Linked DNA regions of Mus musculus: region 1 is linked to region 2. The links are chromatin loops, found by intact Hi-C in ENCODE. Cell type or tissue: gastrocnemius. All regions are shown on one strand.

Region 1 (8,000 bases), 89 kb before region 2:
TTAAAATACAACTCAGGACCACAGACCTAGGGATAGCACTGGCCCACATCAGTAGTTAATCAAGAAAATACTTTACAGACTTTGCCTACAGGCCGTGATGGAAGCATTTTCCCCATTGAGGTTCTCTCTTCCCAGATGACTCTAGCTTGTGACAAGTTGACAGGGACCTACCTGCACAGTGTGGATGCTAACATTTATTTAATCATTTTCCATTTGATGTGCTGTTAGTATACTTCCCAATCTGGGCAGCTCGTCACGAAACTTCTAGAAACAGGTTTTTGTGATTATAAGTTTTCATTTTTTTTTCCTTGAGTAAACTTTGAAGAAATAGGTTTTCTGAGTCACGTGGTAGAGCATGGTTAATTTCCTAACAGTTTTTCAACCTGGCTGTTGTTCTGTGAGGCATTCTCATGAATGATGGATGAGACTTCCATTCACTGCCTGTCCTCCTCGGTACCTGCTTGTCTGGTTTTTAAGTCTTTAGCCATCCTGATACTGTGTGTTTAGGAGGGGTGGGAAGTGGGTAGAGAGGTGAGTCATTGGTAGTTAAGTTTCATTGGTAAGTCTGTGGCTCAGCTCCTTTCTATTCTGTCAGAGAATGATGTCAGAAAATGATGGCATGCTGTACTATGAAGCCCTGGGGTTAGCTGACCTGGAAAGACAGTGTTCCTGGGTTTTGCTCCAGTTGTGTCAGCTGCCAGTTCCCGATTCTAAGGAGGAATGAAGTATCCACACTTTGGTCTTCCTTCTTGATTTTTTTGTGTTTTGCAAATTGTATCTTGGGCATTCTAAGTTTCTGGGCTAATATCCACTTATCAGTGAGTGCATATCAAGTGACTTCTTTTGTGATTAGGTTACCTCACTAAGGATGATATCCTCCAGATACATCCATTTGCCCAAAATTTCATGAATTCATTGTTTTAATAGCTGAGTAGTACTCCATTGTGTAAATGTACCACATTTTCTGTATCCATTCCTCTGTTGAGGGACATCTGGGTTCTTTCCAGCTTCTGGCTATTATAAATAAGGCTGCTATGAACATAGTGGAGCATGTGTCCTTATTACCAGTTGGAACATCTTCTGGGTAAATGCCCAGGAGAGGTATTGCTGAGTCTTCTGGTAGTACTATGTCCAATTTTCTGGGGAACTACCCCATTCCTGTTTTGATCCTTTTTCCCATCACTGCATCTGGCCACTGACCACATGCTAATAGTCAAATGTGTTATCTTTGGCCTGTATTCTGTCTTGAGGCTCAGATTCAAGCATTCATCTCCATCTTTAGAGCCTCAAGTTAGATACCATACTGTTTTTCTTTTGCTTCCTAATAAAATTATTATATTTTCCATGTCTCCAATCAACAGTTAGTTCTCATCTCACAGGTTCCATAGGTTTGGATAGGGCTGCATAAGGCCTTAGTTGGGTTATGTCTTCCTCTTGTCGTATTTGATTTGGGTGGGCCTGCACTTTCTAAGTCACTTGGGTAATTGGCAGAGTTGTTTCCTTATGACTATGGGACTTCAGCCTACAGAAGTCAATGTAAGATTCCAGAGGCTGATCTAGGTCCTCAAGGTTATCTCTAGTCCACCTAGCTAAGAGAGAGCCTAAATATCATTGTGCAATTACAAGAGGGACATGTTGTTACCTTTGCCATATTCCATTAGTTGGAAGCACTAGTCACAAGGTCTGTATGGGAATTAAAGGGGGCAGGGGAAGGAGGGGGAAGGGAGGATAGCCCACATCCGGCCAGAGTTCCTCCTATGCTCTGGGCAGGCAGACATGAGAGGGCTGCCAGACGCTTTCCACTCAGTCCCAGGTGGGCATTTAAGCCACTGACCCCACTCTATGGGGAGTGGACAAGGGACAGCCCCCGACTGGGGCCTTAGGGAGAGAGGGCTGAGGGAAAGAGGTTCCCACACAGGCAAGAGTAAGCACAGTGGGCCCTGATGAACAGAGATAGTCTATGGTTTTAGAGCTTTATTGTAGAAAGGCAGGGGTGAAGAGAAAAGGTGAAAAGAGAGCAAGAACAAGAGAGAGAGAATGAGAGAGAGAGAGAGAGAGAGAAAGAGAGAGAGAGAGAGAGAGAGAGGAGAGACCAGCCATGGCCAAGAGGAGAGAAGGGAAAAAGGGAGAGAGAGAGAAGAAAGGCTAGAGAGAAAGAGAGAGTAAGAGGGAGAGAGTGAGAGGAGAAGAGAGAGGAGAGTAAGGGGATTAAGAGCAAGAGAGTAAGAGAGTGAGGAGGGGCCAAACAGCCCTTCTCATGGTGTGCCGTTATCTTTACTGTTGCTAGGTAAGTGGGGAGGTCTAGCCTGAAGGTCAGAAACTTGGGACATTGCCTACTTGACTAAAAGCCATGCATCTCCTGTGGGGGCTGTGGGGGCGGTAACTTCGACAGGAGCCAGAGTTCTAGGAGACATGAGAGAATTCTTTCTGTCCCATGTAGGTGAATTATCACCACCAGGTCCTGGGGTTCAACATCTAGCCTCAACTGGAAACCAGGCTGTCAGTGCATAGCCCAGTGCCCCACAGGTCTGCCCACTCTCCATGCCAGAAGTTTAGTCCATGGTGTGAGCATCAAGAGGCAGGGAAATCAAGGACCAACCTGGTAATGCAGATATCAACAAGCTTCTTCAGCATACCTGTAGTGGGATTCCTTACCATCTAACCACTGTGTCTGTCTTCCACAGATCCCTGCCAGAGGAGGTGGTATTCAAAGCAAGGCCAAGAGCCAGTCTGGACTCCCTCCTCTGGTCAAGTTCATGTATCAGCAAACATCTAGGCCTGCTATTTTGTCTCTTCAATACCTCTTGATCCTTTTCTTCTCTTCACTTCGAGGCTGCAGCTGCCACCTGCATGGCCCCATTATTTTTCCCCCTTCTATCACTGGCCACAGCTACACTGTAAAAAGGAAGGTCTGATTACAATGCATCTTTATATTGCACTTGAAGCTTGTGTCTCCCAGGCCTTAGGAACCATCAGACCCTTTGCTCCTCAACTTTTATGTTCTTTGCCCTGTTTTCTGGAAACCATCTTTTGTTTTCTTTTGTTTACTAGGACAAAGCTCAGCTCTTCTTGGCCTTCCTTCTAGAGAACCCGCTCTCTCCGTTGCCTAGGTTAGCTCCCTGGTTTCTGCTCACAGCTCTCGGACCTTCATGTCAGGGACACTCGTGTACCCTGTTGTTCTTTCTCAATTGCATGCTCTTATTCTCTTCTGAGCTAGAAGCCCTGTGAGACAGGAGGGGGCATCTTCATGGCTAGCATGGGTTTCTCAGCACCATGAGCTCTCAAATAATTGGCAAGTGAAGAAAATGATAGATGGAGCCTTGGCTCTCAGTCCACCCTTAAAAATATCTCCAGCCTTCCCTCACAGCAACACACAGCACTTGCTCCTGCCGGGCTCCGTTCCAGTTGGCAGACCTTTATAAATCGAAAGTAATACGATAATAGAGGCACCTTTGTTTAGGGTAATATTTCTTTCCTATTATGGCCAGTCCAGTCCCAAGACATTTCCTGATGTACTCAAGTGACATCAGTGCCAGGATGTCACCTATTTCCTCTTATGCCATGTTTGTCCTTTTGCTGTGTCATTAGAGTTCTGTAAAAATAGCTGACCAACAGCAGTACATAGAGTCCCCTGTGCTGCCTGGGAACTGTCCACCCTATGGAGGTCCACAGCTGCTCCCGGACATTCCACGAGATGCATGCTCTCATCTTCTGGGAACAGAAGGGGCATTTGTTCCCTGAGCCCACTCTGGAGGGACAGCTGAGTCCCCAGTCCAGCCAGGTCAGCCTGTCCCTGAGCTTCAGGGTCTAGTTTCACACAACAAGTGATTGAGCTTAATTGACAGGTGTGAAGTATGTTCTTTCTAACCCCACTAGATTCACTTCTGCCTGTAGGGGTGAAACAAACTCACTTGGGAGCCCAATTAGCATATTGTGTGTGTGTGTGTGTGTGTGTGTGTGTAGAGAGAGAGAGAGAGAGAGAGAGAGAGAGAGAGAGAGAGAGAGAGAGAGAGAGAAAGACAGATGTGTTTCTGTGAGAAAGTGTTTGGAAAGAGTCTCAGATGCAGAGAGTCAGAAATGGAAACAGAATCTCCAAGGGGAGAGGGGAGGAGCAGAGAAATAGACAGAAGGCAGCAGGGGATGAGAGACGCAGAAAGCTTCGGCCGGAGAGATAGTCAGATAAGAGAGCTGGGAGCTTCTGCACATGGGCACCGCTGGTGGCCTTTTAGGTGGGTTAAGTGCACACAAATGGAAAATGGGGTAGGGTAGAATGTCAGTCCCATCTGGAGGACCATGTGTGAGGTAAGGACAAAATGAGCATCTGTATAGTTGTTAATGTATTCCCAGGGGCTGGCAGGGGCTGGGGGATTCTGGAAGGGAGAAGGACTAAGTCAGATGAGACTGGAAGGTTTGCGTTTCTGTGGCAGAAGACATCTGCCTCAGCCCTAGTCAGCTCTCTTGCACACACATGAGGCTGGGGGACATGCTAAAATGAACCTAATCGTGATGCTGGGGCTGGGATGCTCCAGAGAGGAGAACTAACTCTACATGGAGGAAAAGAATTCTCTGGGATGTTTTGAGGGGACCCTAGCATAGAGTGAACCAGAAAGTCCAGGCAACACTCAAATAAAGCCTTTTGGGACTGTCTACTGGCTTCTGAGTGGGGACAGGTGTCACATCTGCCCATTCCTTGTGCTTCATAGATTCTCATTGGATGGAAACATTATCACCTCCATTGTGGGGCTGGAGATATGATGCACAGAGAAGTTAAACAACTTCCAGAACACGGTGCCATTTATAAAAGACAGAAGTGGGCTTTGAGCCCAGAAGGTCCATACTCAGTCCTGATACCCAGTGTGTGCTCCTGTAAGCCACAACTGAGTTCTCAAAACAGCCTCGGTTCTATTTTTTTCTTTTTTAAATTCTTCTTGAGACAGTGTCTTACTATGTAGTCCTGGCTGTCCTGGAACTCGATCAATAGACCAGGCTCATCTGCAGCTCAGCAATCCTCCTGCCTCTGTTTCTCGAATGCTGATATTGCTCAGTTCTTTGATTATGTTCTTCCCAGGGAGGATAGAGGAGGCCATGGAAGATAACAGAAGAGCTTACCTCCTGTTCTGGCTCTGCCATTTCTAGTTCCAAGATTGTGAAGTTGACTGTCCGGGCTTCAGTCAGGAGCAATAAGCAAGTGTATGGATCCTGGCACCACACTATCTGCCCCTCCATGACTACCAGATGGCTGCCTTTGTCCTTTAGATGGGGTCAGCCACACATCCACTCATTCCTGGTAGAATGAGGCTTTTCCATGAGGCTGTGAGAGTGACATGGTTCATGTCTTTATCATGCCTGGCATGAAGTAAGCTGCCAATACATGTCACTTGTAGTTTTCATCTGTGAGATGATACCATTTTTATTTTACACAGCATCCTCTTTACATGTGCACAGGGGATATGTTCCAGAACCCTCCATGATACCCAAATCCTCTTACCTAAAAAGGGCAACATTTTTGCATATATGCTGTACTCCCTGCTTAACACATGGAGGTGACTTATAATAGTGAATACAATGTAAGTCTATGTAAACGGTTTTTTTGTTTTTTGTTTTCATAATGTATTATCTAGGGGATATGATAAGAACAGAAAGCCCGAGAGTTCACAACACCTACATTGACAGGCTGCAGAAAAGAGCCTTTGTCATCACTGCCATTAAAGGTGTGGGGCAGAGATAAGCTCATGTCGTGTCGAGGAAGGCAGACATTGACCTTACCAAGAGGGCACGGATGAAGAGGTGGAAGCCGTGACCACCATCATGCAGAATCATGACTTGGACAGGTTCTTGGGCAGGCAGAAGGATGTGAAGGATGGAATAGTACAGCCAGGTTATGGCCAACGGTCTAGACAACAAGTTGCGCAAGGACCTAGAGCTGCCAAAGAAGATGAGAACCCACAGTGGGCTGCACCACTTTTGAGGCCTTTGTGTCCGCAGTCAGCACAACAAGGCCACTGGCCACTGGGGCCATACTGTGGGTATATCCAAGAAGAAATGAGTCTCTGGGCCTTTGCTGATAATAGTTTGTATAACTATGGGGGAGGGAGACATTTTCAAGACAAGAAAACTTATGCTTTTTTTTTTTTTCAGACCAATAGTAATCAATTACATGAAGTGAGAACCTTGAACTTTTTATGGGCTCGGCATATAAAGGCACACACAAGGCAGTAGATTGTATGTTAAAGTCAGTTCTACATTTGAGGTATTTATATATGTCATTATCTTTCAGCATCAAAGTCTAATGTGTCACTATATACTATTCTAGAGTAAATGTATATGGCAAGGAAATTGTTCAGGAATGAAAAGGTGTGCCAACAGAACTCTTGGAAGCTTCATCTCATGACATTCGGAGCTCTTGCTTCTGCAATGTTTCACTGTGGTAAAAGGGAGATTAAAATCATTGCAAATCAAAGCGATTCTTTTCAGCCTCCAAAGTGAATGCCAGCTTGCCTTTTTTTCATTTCCCACACATTTGCATAGATCTGTCAACTGAACTGAGCAATCTTCTCAGGGTAATGCTGGATTCAAAGCTGCGAACACCCATGTACCACCAAATTGCTTTGCCCTGGCTTCTTCAGTTCATGTCTCCATGCCCTTCCCTTCACCCTCAGGAGCACACTCCTCCCTGAAGGTTTAGAGGGAGTTTAAGAAGATGGAGAAACTTAAACACAAAACAACACTGCCAGAGTTGTACTTCTGAGCCGTCACTGGCTGCATTCAGCCCCTTACTTTGCCCTGTATGTCTGAGGTTAAAAGCTTTTGGCCAATCCTTGGAGAAGTATGTTTTCCTAAGGACCTGGCTATCTCTTGAATGGGTCCAAGTATTCAAGTGTGCATTCTGCTGGGGTAAAGTATTCTTTTCCCTTTGGTGGTGTTAAAAAGCAAGATCTAAGTGGGGTAGTAATGGTGTGTGGCTTTAATCCTAGCTCTCAGGAGGCAGAGGCAGGCGGATCTCTGAGTTTGAGCCCACCCTCATCTACAGAGTGAGTCTCAGGACATCCAAAGCTACACAGAGAAACTCAATCTTGAAAAACAGACAAATAAACAATCAATAACAAAAAGCAGGGACTAGAGAGCGCCTAGCTGAGGCAGGATGGCACCCTACTGGCCAACACTGCTTATTTATTATTGTAACTGTCCTTTACAGATATTCGCATCGATGCGCAGTGGTTCGTGCACATCTGATTGGCTGCCAGCTGTCCTAAGCGATTGCCAGACATACTCAGGTTTGTTTGCAAGACACATCAGCTCTGCCTGCGTTTAGGCTGCTAACCACAACTGTCAAAGTCTACAAAAGAAACAAAACCTTCAGGCAAGCCGAATCTCGGTTCAGTGCATGTTTTGTTTTCTGCTATGTTTATTTCAAATTAATATCACAGATAGAGCCCACAGCTTAATAGCACATCTGCCTGAGGTTTGCATAGCAATTCACAATATGTTTTTATTTCTTTAATTATGGCTTAGAATCCTTTTGACACTCTCTCATGTAACAGGTGGTTTTTCTGACCATGATAAATGCTAAATGCTGTGGAGGGTAAGACTGTTAGGCGCTGGCTGTTTTCTTAGCTGTGGTTACACCTAGGCCCCGGGCAGCTTCTGACTTAGCAGCTTGCAATAGATTGGAATTCCTGGGGGACTTCACTTAACCCTTAGTTCCCTAAAACCTGTTTTCAATGCACCGTTGGGTGGGGCGTCTCATTATACCCAGCTGCTTGGCAGATGTACTTTTTGTATCCTGGAAGGTGGAAGTGGGGTTGAGGGTAGGTCAAAAAGTTAATATGTCAACGCTCTGAGGGTGATGGGAGGAGAAACTTGGTGATATTAAAGGTGATTTGAATTTAGATTTTTTGGAAGAATAAAAGCATTCTTTTATATATCTGCAATAGATGATAACAATTAAATAAGTCACACATGAATCACTGGAAGTGGAATGAGGGCAAAGACCTATTAGA
Region 2 (8,000 bases):
AGGTCTAAACAGAGTGGTGCTATGGGACTGTATTGGGATATAATAGATTCTGTCTTTCCAAGCTGTGTTCAAAAAGCCAACTCATTTCAGGGAGCTTGCAGCCCATCATCTTCTTTAATTAGGGCCTTTTTGGGCTGAGGCAACATTAACTGTGCTATAAACATGGTGGTCAGCAACTAATGCCCTGGACCTAGTCCCGGCCGGCTGTGCAGAGTGGCCAGTCTGATGGCCTGGAGGCATTGCTGGCGGCTACCACTGCTCCTAGTATTTGGAAATGAAGGACCATAAATGGTGGCTGCCTTCCAATATGTAAATAAATAAATAGATAAATAAATAAATAAATAAATAAATAAATAAATGTAGAGGATGTTGACACTGGCCTCCCTGCCAGACACTAGCTAGCTTCAGACTTCATCTTTGAGGAGACGAAAGAGAGAAGGGTACTGAATAGGCTTTTGAGCAGTAGCCTCAGATCTGCTTGGAACCTCGCCTCATTTTGGAAATCTTTCAATTGGCTTTCTGGCCCTTGCTGGAAAGTGAAACCATTCTGTCAGACATGAGACTGTGTGAGCGTATTCACAATAATTATCAGCAATATCCTGAGATGGAGCCATTTGTAAGGATGAGCTGTTGTCAACAGATACTTCAGCTATGATTTGGAATTGTGGCTCAGCTCCTGGGAGAGTGTGTGCTCAGCCTGCAGGCTGCTTCCAGGCAGTTTAAGGTGCTGAACACACACACACACACACACACACACACACACACACACACACACAGAGACATTGACACACAGGGACACACAGACAGACACAGACAAACAGAAATAGACGCACTTAAACAGAGACAGACAGACAGACAGACAGACAGACACACATACTTACACAGGGAGACACAGTCACATATACAGACAGACACACACTCATAGACAGACAAACTCATACACAACACACACTCGCACGTAGACATGCACATTCACACACACACACACACTAAGACACACACAGACACACAGAGACACACAGAGACAAACACAGACACAGACACATACAGACACACACAGACAAACACAGACACACACACACTAATATAAAACACACACAGACACACACAGAGACACAGAGACACACACAGACACACACAGACAGACACAGACACACAGACACACACACACACACACACACACACACACACACACACACACACACCACTTTAGAAATACTCAACTCTGGGACTTGATCTTGTCAGTCCCCAGGTTCGCAGCCTTTTTATCCCTGTCTCTCTAATTCTGTGTCCAAGGTTTGAGTGAGTCAGGATGTGAAGAAGATGTGCCTGATGCTTCAGCTCTGCCTGTCTTTTCAGAAGAAATAAGTAAATACCTGTGGAATGAATGAATGAATGAATGAATGAATGAGCCTGAAGCTTCTTTTCTGGGACCCACAACCTGCTCGGTCTGAATTTTGAATTCCTCCAGAGCCATACTTGTAGGCTGCCTTCCTCAGGTTTCTTGCCACTTATGCACAGGCAGCTTCCTTTCTTCTCAGGACTTGAGTACCACCCTGAGTGAGTGCCACCCTCAGTATCACCCTAAGTGAGTGAGTGCCACCCTGAGTGAGTACCACCCTGAGTACCGCCCTAAGTGAGTGAGTGCCACCCTGAGTACCACCCTAAGTGAGTGAGTACCACCCTGAGTGAGTACCACCCTGAGTGAGTGCCACCCTCAGTATCACCCTAAGTGAGTGAGTGCCACCCTGAGTGAGTACCACCTTGAGTGAGTGCCACACTGAGGGCTTCCAGGTAGACACTGCTTTCCCTTGGCCCTTGTGTATTCATGGCTTGTTCTGGATCACGTGACTAATGCATGCTCCGGACTTTTTCTACCTTTATTTCACTGCCTTCTCGTTCCTCTCTCCCCTTTCCTTGAGAAATTTCAAGAAAGTTCAGTGCAAACAATTGAGAAACTCTAACAGAAACCCAGGGCAGAGAGGGCAAAGGGCTAAGGAGGAGGGGCCAAGCCCGGTGCCTTCTCTTGAGACCCAGTGGGAAGGGCAGTCTAGGGCAAAGCCTCCATGGAGTCTTAAAAGACCAGCATGCTTCCTTTTGACAGCTGACTTGCAAAGAGTTAACCCTTTGAGGAACCGTCCTGTATGATTTGGCTACTGCTTTGGCTACGGCATGAGTGTGAGGACCTGTATTAGGCTAACAAGCTATATGGTTTGCTACCAGTTTTGACCAGTTTAGATATCACCGTTTTCCCAGAATACTATCAAAGTACCTGAGCAACCCAACTTCCTACTACCGGTTTCGAGATGAGATATTCACACAAAGAGGGGAATTCTGTTTTCCCAGAAGGGCTCTTGTCAGAACTCAGGTTCCAAAGAACCGTGGATTAGGCATGGAAGTTTCCGTGGACCACTTTTGGTTTGGGGGTTGGTGTGGCCGCAAATGCCAGGCTGTTTCCCAGCATCTCCCCCCACTACAAAGCCTAGTTTCTTCCCCTTGGGTTCCTAATGTACTTTTGTTATTTATATCTTTAATTGGGTGAGAGTACCCAGAATTGTAAAAAAAAAAAAAAATCTGAATAAGTAAATAAATTTAAAAATTAAAAAACTCCTAGTTGGTGATGTCTGACTTCCTGTGTTCATGTTGTTGCGCTCTTGTTGCTGTGGGTTTTTGTTTTGCTTCTCGAATGTTGTTGTTTTCCAGGAAAGCTGTCGTTTATCGTGAGAACAGGAGCAGCCATGTGTTGATTTTTCTGGATTCCTTTTGGCTACTGTCCCAGTGCTAATGAAGGCCCTTCCAAAGTGCTAACGAGCTGGTGCCAAAATCAGTTATGCCGAAAACAATGGAGAAGCGTAGTGTGCAGACAGCATGTATACCCCCATATGCACACACGTGTGCATGTGCTCGCGCGCGCACACACACAGATTTAAGATAATATATTCGTGTGCAACTTCCTGTTTGTGCAAATTAGACATAGCTGTTCGTGCAAATATGGCGTGCACGTTGGAACTTCACAAAGGAGAATGTGAGGGTTCCTTTAATGAAAAGACTTATATTTGGCTGCCGAAATCATTCCTTGCTCATAGGAGGAACAAAGTTTCTAGATTTTTCTGGGCACAAATTTTCTAGCTGGGAAGCTAGTTAAAATGTACATTCACGAACTTAAACAGTTTAAGGTGTAATATCAATGTGACTATAGATTTTATTTTCCTGAGAGGAAGATCCTGCTATAAGAACCACCAGGCACTGTTTAGTTTAGGTTTGGCCCCCCTGGATGATTTTAGTAAAGTCACCAGCATTGATCTTTGAGCCCTTTTAAGGTGTTATTTTGTCGCTGGGGCTCTCTCTGGCTTCCATGGCTTCTTCTTGCCTTCCTCTCAGTGTGTAATTACTCTCGCCTCAATTTGTTTACACAGCTTGGAGATGGGGACAGAGTTCTCTGGTGACCGTGCAACTGCAGCAATCACCGTAAAGAGAAGCATTTAGACGCTATAAAACCTAAACGCCCGGCATGCACCATTACATAGCAGTTACTGAAATTTAGCAAATTAAATTAAATAATTTAAATAACTTGATTTCAGGGATTTAAAAATTCATCTCTGTGGAATCCAGTAGTCAGTTTATTATTATTATTGTTGTTCATCAAGTACAATTTATGTTTTTTAATGAATCAAAATCCCTCTTCGGCCGCCCAGTCCACAGTAGCTCTCGGCACCCTCGATTGAGTCGGTATCTTCGTGCGCCATCTTCCGGCAGCGTCTAGTACCACGGCCGCGAGGTATCAGCCCAACCCTGGGCTGCGGAGTTGGGGGAGTCGCCGCGACTGCCAGGGTGGCCAAGTCTCAGTCTCTGCAAAGATTCACGGTTAGGACAATGCTCGAAGCTATTGAGTAAACTGCTCCCGTGGGCTTTGTTATTGTGGGTCACCCTGAAGCACGGGGACAGCCCGGAGAGACTCTGACTGTGGAGGCTGGAGGCTTGTTTTCTGTCAGTGGACGCCTGCTCTCATTCCCCATCAACGACTAGATGTGACTGACCTGCCATTTGTCCCACATCACCGGGAAGCCAGCCGTCCCTCCACAACCCACGGCTTTTCTCTGCTCCACCAGGGCTCCGTTCCAAGGGGCCGTTGCACGTTTAGACGCACAGCCCAGATAAAAACCTGTTTTAAATATTTTATTTCCCTTTCTGAAACAGTCAAAGCCATGTGTTGTTGGGATAATGGAGAGCTGCGCCTTGTTTTTAAGACTATTTTTACACTTATGTTCAATCTAACGATAGTTTAACAAGTAAACAACCATCAGATGATACTGATCGGGGTTGAAGGAGGGAAATCCTTTCCTAAGCAGCCCTTGGCGCCTTGGTTTGACTTATCTCGTTTCGGTTAAGTGCCACCTACGTCTTTCCCCACGTACCCTGGTTTGTAATCCAGTGCACCCACCCACGTACAATGGCTAATAATCCAGGCACCCAGGAAAGGAATCCTCTACCCTCTCGTTGGACCTCTTTCCTGGCTTCTAGGCAGAAGGCAGTGTGGGGAGCTGAGCGCCTGATTGCTTTCCCATTTAACAACTGGCTTGTCCCCTCCCCCACTACAACGCTTCAGCGGAGCAACAGATGGTGTTGGGGGCTTTTTTTTTTTCCCTGAGTTTAAGATGGTTCATTTTGTGCTTTCTCGGGAGAACGATGAAGATTAACTCCACTCCATCGTGAGCTCTTGCAAAAGAGCAAAAGAGAAGATGTGATATCTTCTAAAAAACTCCCACTTCATCTTGCCCCTGTGTGGCCAGTGCGTTCTTTGTCATCTTCAAGTGGAAGTCTCTTCTCTCTTCTTAAAATTAAATCCCTTTCCTCGTCATATCCCCCTGCTTTCTTCTTTCCTAGGCACACACTTTCCATGTCTGCACAGAAAAGAAATGTCAGGAAAAGTTGTCAGACAATTTATAATTCTGTACATGTTAAGTTACGGATCTCTGGAGATTTTGAAGGCTGTTTTATTCTTTCGAGCAAAAGACAAAACTCAGTATCGGCAACAGCAACAGGGCTGGAGAGGCTGCTTAGCAGGCAAAGGCACTTATGCCCAAGCCCAAGACCCTGCGCTTGATTCCAGAGTACCACATGGTGGAAAGAAAAAACAGACTCCCCAAAGCTGTTCTCTGACCTTCCACACCTGCACGGCAATACTCAAGCACTTCCCACACCCCCACACCACACCCCCACATCACCCCTACCCCCACACCACACCACACCCCCACATCACCCCCACCCCCACACCACACCCCCACATCACCCCCACCCCCACACCACACCACACCCCCACACCACACCCCCACACAAGAGAGGGCTTGACTCAGACTTACACATTAAATAAATAACATTTAATAGAGAACAGAAATCACACAAAGGGAAATATTTAAGAAAATCAGATTAAGGCTGAGTGTGGCGGCTTATGCCTATAAACCCAGATATTGGGAAGCTGAGGCAGGAGGTTGGCTATGAGTTTAAAGTCCACCTGAGCTATGGAATGAGACCCCTTCCTCTCTCAAGAAAGAAACAAACAAATAATACAATACAAACTGGCATGATAACACATGTCTGCAAGCAATCCTAGAATGTGGGAAGTTGGTTTTATAGTGAGTTCAGTATTCACCTGACCTACACCCTTAGGAAGAAAGCAATAATCAGACCGAGGGCTGATGGCATTCCTCTGTTGTATTACATTGAAGTAGCAACCGCAGACATAAAATGAAGAGATGGTACTAGGTAGTCTTGTTCCCAATAATACAATTATTTACTTACTTAAGAATTTTTGAGAGAGGCTCATAATATAGCCCCAAGCTGGTCTTTAACTCACCACCCTTTGGCCTTAGTCCTCAGTGCTAGTGTTAAAGGAATGTGTCATCGAGATCAGCCTCCATCCTTAAAGGTCTGAGCACCTTCCTCTAGCTGCACAATGATGTAAAAAGGCAAAACGAAACAAAAGGAAACAACACAAGAATCTGTTAGACATCAAGGCTGAACTGCTTTTCCTCCATCTGCTAACTGAAGGCCAGTCCTTCTCAGCTCCTGGTGTTGTATGTAGCCCATGTCATTTAGTGTCATTACAGTGTCATTAGAGTGGCCTTGGTTCCACACTTGCCTTGAGAGGCATGCTCCTGCCTCGCACTTGCTCAGCCCTTGGGCTAATCCGGAAGCCTCATCCTGACCCTGCGTTCCTCCACAGTCCCTCGGTGTCGTGAGCTGCTAGTTCTAATCTTATGCAGTCATTTATTTGAGTTCTTTTTCTCTACTTGAAAGAGGAGGCAAAGAAACCTAGGCATAAACGAGCCCTTTCAGACTCCCTGTTTGTCTGTCTCTTTATGGAGAAACTCAGGAACAAAGTGACTTTGTGCTTTCTGAAACCAGAACACCTTCAGGAACATGTTACAAGCTAAATGGGATCCCCTGCCTCAATTCCCATGCTGAATTCCTCCTTGGTAGCTTGGAAGGAGACCTTATCTGAGACAGGGTCTTTATAGAGACGGATAGGCTAAAATGAGGTCATCAGAGCGCATTCCAACCCAGTCTGAATGGTGCCCTTGTAAGAAAGGGAAGTTTAGACATGTTTAGAGAGACAACTGCGTGGAGGCAGAGGGAGAAGATGGTTACCTACAAGCTAAGGAAAGTGGCCTCAAGAAATTCTCTTAGTGTTCTTAGAAGGAGACAACCCTGCTGCGGAGTTGATTTCAGGTTTTTGGCTTTTGGAAGGTGAGGCAGCAAGTTTCCATTGTGTAAGCCAAATGTGTTTGTTGCTGAGGCCAAAGCATCTTATAGAAAGAAAGATTTGTGTTGGCTCCCTGTCTCAGAGGGTTCCAGTTCACGGTGGCGGAGTCGGGTAGGATAGAGCAGTCCGGTGTGGTAGCTGCAGCATGTGACAGATGTTCCTCATATGACAGAGGATGAGGAAGCGGAGGAGGAGGCTGAAGGAAGGGATGACTTTCAGGGTTGGTCTCCAGTAGCTACTTTGCAGCTTCCCAAGACAGTACCAGGATAGTACCAGGATAGTGGGGGACACAGTACCAGGATAGTACCAGGATAGTGGGGGACACTGCAGAGTCAAAGCCGGGCTCCAGCTCGGCAGTTCCTAATGGTAGCCTTAGCAAACTAGTGCAGAGTAGGGGACAGCTTCTTGTGTGTTTGTTTATTTCTGAATTAAAAACAAAACAAAACAACAGCAATAAAAATCAAAACCCCAAAATCAAAACCCTTCTCCAGCAGGGAATTTTTGGTATGTTTTGGGAATTCCTCAACAGTGTGTTAAAAGAGGTTTTTCAGCCTGGTCCTGCCTAACTGAGCTATACAGTGTGCTACAACCATAACCGTGAGGCACTACTGCCATGTGCAAACCATTCCTGTAAATGGAAAGAAATGTCTTTTATAAAGCTTCACAGATCTGGACCCCTAAAGCGCTTTCCTGATAATCAACTAAAAACTTCAAGACCATCACGCTTTATGGGTTTCTCTCACAAACCATTAATGCACTTTGAATAGAGACACACCCCACCCCTGGACCTGTAAACCTAACCTCTGAGGCCACCCAGATGGAAGGCTCAGGTGAGAGCTTTGTGTGTGTGCACTTGAAAGGTGAGACCCCCTCGACAGATGCTCTCCACGGGCCTGCTGGCCCTCTTTTCATCAGTGCAGCTGTGTTCCCCAGGGAGCGCTTGGTCAAATGCTAATTCTTTGCTGGATGCCATGGCATTGGGTTGACTCCATATGGTGTTTGCAGGCATCCCAGAAAAACCCACCGCACTTCCTATCTGTAGACCACACTCAGCACAGCAGCAACAAGCTGGGTTTGTAGAAAAGGAGAAGCATACCTGCAGATTTTTAGCTTAGTTTAGGTTTCTCTATTTTATTTTTGTTTTTAGGTGTGTGTGTGTGTGTGTGTGTGTGTGTGTGTGTTTATGTGCATGCACACAGGTCACGTGGATCATGGTGCACATGTGACAGTTGGAAGA

What was found. A loop is a pair of places that touch in the nucleus more often than their neighbours do. Peaks named below come from ENCODE experiments on the same cell type or tissue, not always from the same donor. Only the 100,000 strongest peaks of a DNase experiment are listed, where the experiment ranks them.
Region 1: it touches region 2 in a loop (2.4-fold over the local background); 6 of 42 quality-filtered maps call a loop at or near these places.

What each region holds. Positions count from the first base shown.
Region 1 is chr4:8,935,611-8,943,610 of GRCm38, forward strand. It overlaps the pseudogene Rps18-ps2. Among named protein-coding and RNA genes, the nearest start is that of Gm46842, 29 kb to the left of the region's middle. In gastrocnemius, no CTCF peak of the experiment used is centred here; a DNase peak (open chromatin) is centred at 3,396; H3K4me3 peaks cover 2,542 bases; H3K27ac peaks cover 5,607 bases.
Region 2 is chr4:9,024,195-9,032,194 of GRCm38, forward strand. No RefSeq gene overlaps it. Among named protein-coding and RNA genes, the nearest start is that of Gm34428, 20 kb to the left of the region's middle. In gastrocnemius, a CTCF peak has its summit at 3,755 (motif pointing left); DNase peaks (open chromatin) are centred at 218, 490, 1,732, 2,375 and 7 more places; H3K4me3 peaks cover 2,101 bases; H3K27ac peaks cover 2,185 bases.